Regions from separate parts of the Homo sapiens genome. Here region 1 is linked to region 2. Evidence: read pairs that join two places in POLR2A ChIA-PET (ENCODE). Cell type or tissue: HepG2. All regions are shown on one strand.

The links. Peaks named below come from ENCODE experiments on the same cell type or tissue, not always from the same donor. Only the 100,000 strongest peaks of a DNase experiment are listed, where the experiment ranks them.
Region 1: POLR2A ChIA-PET joins it to region 2 with 17 read pairs; 10 of 35 experiments call an interaction of 5 or more read pairs at or near these places.

The regions. Positions count from the first base shown.
Region 1 is chr20:38,092,514-38,095,013 of GRCh38, forward strand. No RefSeq gene overlaps it. Among named protein-coding and RNA genes, the nearest start is that of RPRD1B, 60 kb to the left of the region's middle. RefSeq lists a silencer at 394-688. In HepG2, no CTCF peak of the experiment used is centred here; DNase peaks (open chromatin) are centred at 1,428 and 1,988.
Region 2 is chr20:38,142,316-38,144,815 of GRCh38, forward strand. The region is part of intron 6 of TGM2 (transglutaminase 2); the gene reads right to left. Among named protein-coding and RNA genes, the nearest start is that of TGM2, 22 kb to the right of the region's middle. RefSeq lists enhancers at 1-589, 590-1,258. In HepG2, no CTCF peak of the experiment used is centred here; DNase peaks (open chromatin) are centred at 1,186, 1,586 and 1,936; H3K4me3 peaks cover 715 bases.

The DNA.
Region 1 (2,500 bases), 50 kb before region 2:
AAATACTCAGCATTTACGTAGTATTTTCTGGTTCTTTCCAGGGGCTTAATTAGCTTTAATTAGGCAGTCCACACAGTACCCATGAGAGGTGCCGCCATAGTTTTACCCTCATTGTACAGAAGTGGGAACTGATGGAGAGAGATTAAATGACTCTTCCCCCATACTTCACAGCCAATCTCTGACAGATTAAAACTTGGAAGTTCTTTGATTTTAGCGCCTTTGTTCACACCAGTAGGCCTCCTGAGAGCGATTTGATTTTGGCAGTACACGGAAAGCCACGCTGAACAGTAAAAAGACGAAAAATGTGAGATAATTGCGAACCCAAGTGGTATGTCTCTTAAAAACAGTCATGGCTTTGCTTTGTCCTTTTCACTTGTACATGGAGTGAAAGCATATTGACTGTGTATTGCTGGTTAAAGCTCTCAAAATAACAAAAATGATTTTGAATTAGGTCCTTTTGAAGCAAGTGATATGTTTGGAAGGATCATAAACCTGTCCACTGGGTAATGGCAGCATCTGCCAGAAGAAGTGGGGTTATCTTATGGTGCAAAAACCTCTGTAGTAGGTGTGGTTCATCAAGACTGCAACCCAGATAAGTCCAGTATTAGGAAAATTGAGACTGCATTACCCAAGTTCTGTTAAAATATGAAAGTTGGATGTTACATGTGAATCTCAAGAGACAAGATCTCCTTCTGTGTCCCCAGATTTCATGGTCTAATTTCTTCACTCCTCCCTATAAATAGTAAGTCCATGATTCTTCTGGTTTAATTAGCACTTCAGGCTACAAAATGACTTTGAGGTCTTCAGAGCTGAAGATGGAGCTACCCAAGAGTCCATGAATCTGTCAAAATGCTTATCCTTTGTGACTAGAGCCATTAACTCTCTGTGTCACCTTCCTGGGCAAGGTATTTTCCTCTCTGGGCCTCAGTTTTTTCTTTCTTTTTTTTTTTTTTTTTTTTTTTTTTCTTTTTGAGACAGGATCTAACTCTTGCCCAGGCTGGTGCAACCTTAGCTCACTGCAGCCTCAATCTCCTCGTCTCAAGCTATCCTCCTATCTCAGCCTCTCAAGGAGCTAGGACTACAGGCATCTACCCACGCCTGGCCAATTTTTTTCTTTTCTTGACTTTTTTTAGAGATAGGGACTCACTATGTTGTCTAGGCTTGTCTCGAATTCTTGGGCTCAAGCAATCCTCCCGCCTTGACCTCCCAAAGTGCTAGGATTGTAGGCATGAGCCACCACAGCCAGCCTCAGCTTTCTTACCTGCAAAATGTAGTATTGGACTAAATTATCTCTAGGTTTTCTGCGAGCCCTAAAAGCTACGATTGTTGTGCTGCATAAGAAGCATATGGGACTGAAGTCTGAGAACTCTGGATGGTATATCCTGGGCACGCAGTACTATTTGTTAGAGAAATGAATAGTATCACCATTGTGCTGTGTATACATAGGAAACCCTGGAGACCATAGTCTAAAGATCGGGGCACAGGAGACAGTGCCACGACCGGGAAGATGGGAGTAAACACAGTAGTTCACTGCACAAAATTCATATTTGGTTTATTTGGGATCTTTAAGAAAAAGCCATTTGCTAGCATGGTTTCCTCTTTTACTTTCTCCTGGAATAATTCATCTGGCTAAAGCTCATCGCTCACTGCTACCTCTGTAGGATTTTCCATTTAAAAATCATGCTTCCACTCTGAGGCACAGATTCAATTAAGAATCCATTCTCCTGTACAGTAGGTTGGGATTCATACAGCTTTATGTAGTGTTGAAAGCCCAGTGTGTTCACTTTTTTTAGACTCAAATAGTTATTTTGCATTAAAAATTCATTTCTACCATTGGTTTGATAAATATTAAAATTAGCAGGCCATTTATCTAGTATTTTTTGTGAATAAGAGGCAGCTGTGATGAGTGAAAACTCATATCTTCTCATCTCCTCTCACTATGATGACCTTGGGCAAGTCACTCAGCCCTTGGGGACCTCAGCTGCTTCTTACAGGAAATGAGTAGGGTTGATTACGTAACCTCTGAAGTCCTGTGACTAGGTTTTCAGAATATTTCTTCCTACTGAGAATCTTAATAAACTCAGTACCTGAATAATGTACTCCATAGATTTTAAAATACTCACTATACAAATTCTTAGGAAAGAAAGTAGTTACCAACATACTTGTTAATAACTGAGATGTTTGTAAAAAGGGCCTAGTGCTTTGGTACAAATTAGGGACTCAGTGGTGGCTGTTACTATGTTAAATAATGAATGCAGGTATTTATAAACACATGTAACAAGATTAAAATAGATGTCTGCTGGAAGGAGTAATAGAGACCACATGGCTAGACCATCTGCAGCATTTACAACAGAGTGGTCAAAAACCTGTCATCCTCAACCCCCCTCACCCACTTTAAGGGTATGAAAAGAGTCAGGAGTTAAGAGGTAAAGGAAGAGGATTTGGGATGAGAATTATTTGAAAAGGGCCATTGGTGTGTTTGGCATCTCCCTAGTGGGAG
Region 2 (2,500 bases):
ACATGAGCCAGCCCTTCCTGCCGGGACAATGGCGCCCACCTCTCTGGTCACCCCATGTCCATTCTATGCCCCTCACATCACAGTTGCCAGAAGGAGACTCTAAAATACAAACCCCGGCCAGGCGTGGTGGCTCACGCCTATAATCCCAGCACTTTGAGAGGCCGAGGGGGGCCTGAGGTCAAGAGTTTGAGACCAGCCTGGCCAATATGGTGAAACCCCGTCTCTACTAAAAATACAAAAATTAGCCAGGCATGGTGGTGCACGCCTGTAATCCCAGCTACTCAGGAGGAGGCTGAGGCAGGAGAATTGCTTGAACCTGGGAGGCGGAGGTTGTGGTGAGCCAAGATTGCACCACTGCACTCCAGCCTGGGCGACAGAGTGAGACTCCATCTCAAAATGAAATAAAGTACAAATCTGATGTCACCACTCCTGTGATCAATTGTCCTTGGTTCCCCATGGCCCTTGAGGTCAAGGCCAGTGCCCTGGCCATGGCCCTTGGCCCTGCAGGGTCTGGCCCCTGAACCCCTCCTCGCACGCTGTGCTCCTCCACACTGGCCTCCAGCATGCTCTGCCTCTGCCAGCTTCAAGGCATCGGTGTCTGCAATTCCCTCTGCCTGGAAGGCTGCCTGCCAGGTTCAGGTTGCCCCATCATTTGCATTCATAGCACGGCTGGAGATCCTTCATCCTTCCAGTGTACAGGCATGTGAGGGATTCTTTAATTAGTCCTCCAAGGCCAGTGAGGGATCTGTCTTATGTTAGATCCTGGAGCCCAGCACAGGCCTGTCATTGACTATTTTGTCAAATGGGATGAAGGAGTGGAGGAAGGAGAGAGGAGAGGAAAGAGGGAGGGAGGGAAGGAGTGATTGAATGACTGACTCTCCCCAAGATAGGGACTTAAAGACTCAAACAGCAGAACAGGCAGAGGAGGGCACAGAGGTCGGGAGACCCAGCTGCTTTCAGCTGTGTGACCTGGGACCAGTCCCTTCATGTCTCTGGGCCTTGGTTCCATCTCTTTGTGCATTAGTGATGCCACTGAGGACTCATCATCATTCCCAATGTACAAGAACACGGATGCACGTGGCCCTATAAATAGGTCGCAGCACAGATCAGGGTCCTCAGACTTGTCCGGAGGGAGGGCCCTGCATACCTGCCAACGCCCTGTTTGCTGGGAAAGGGGCTGATGTTGCAATGACAGGTTAAACAGCAACAGGACATTGACTGGCATCTGCAAGCTGAGCTCAGCTCAGAGAGGCGAGGAGCACAGGGGAGGGAGGAAAATCCCGGTGTGGATCTCACCCACACGGCCCACTGGGTGCTCCTGGCAGACGGAATTATGGGTGCTTTTACTCTCTCATTTTAAAAATGTGCTTTTTATGTGTATTGTAAAAGTAACAGATTCCCAGAAAAAAATATCTAAAAAATGAAGAGAAACAAGATTAGGCGTAATAAGGTAATCTGTGGGACTTTTGTTTTACTTTTAGTTTTGATTGAAGTTGAGTTTGGGAGTGGGGGAGAAGGGATGCGACCTTTGCCCTGGGGCCACCATCGATAGGCCAGGGTAAGAGCTTACTGGTTGGCCCTGGATTCCTGCCAGGAGATTTGTAGGAGCTTCGAGGAAGGAGGAAGGAACAGCTATGACCTCCCCCTCTTGCCTGGTTTCTGTCCCCCTGAGGCCTGGGCAGGGCTCAGCCCTAAGGCTGCCCTCAGTGAAGGCTGGTGTCCTAACCACAGGTCTTATCCCACCATGCAGTGGGCCTGAGGACAGACCGGAGGACGGGGGAGGTCTGTCTCTGCTTTCCAGGGAGCCAAGTGCCACTCTTGCCCCAGGGGTGGTGTCCCGGGAGGCCTCCTCATCAGTCTAACAGGAGGCTGCCCCAGCACCGTGCACACCTGGATCAGAGACTGACCCTGCTGCTCACCAGCTGTATGACCTTGGGCAAGCCACTCCCCTCTCTGAGCCTCCATTTCCTCCTCAGTAAGACAAGCTAATAATAGCAGCTTGTGGGGATTTGTGGTGATTCAGAGAGAGGCCGCGGGTGTGGGCACAGCCTTGTCTGCCCATTCCCAGAGCAAGCATTGAGGGGGTGCTCGGGAACAGCACAGTGTGTCATGGTGCCCGTTACGGCAAACGTCGTCCATCAGTGCTGGCTGATTCATGGACATTGAGGAAGTACAGTGAGGGATCCGGCTAAGAAAGCTGGAATGCCAGGCTCCCCTGGAAATCCCCAAACCCAAGCCTAACCGGAGCCAGAGACTGTGCTAAGTGATCTCTCCCTGGTATTAAGAGCTTCCTATGAATGAGATCAGTCACCATTGTCTCCATTTTATAGATGAGGAAATTGAGGCTTGGAGGCATCAATTCTCTTGCCCAAGTCCACCCAGGGGTTAGTGGCAGAGCTGGATTCAAACCCAGGCAGTCCAGCTCCAGAGTTCATGGGCCAATTCACCATTGGCTCCCCACGTGAACTCCACGGCCACAGTGGTCAGACAGCCCTTTTCT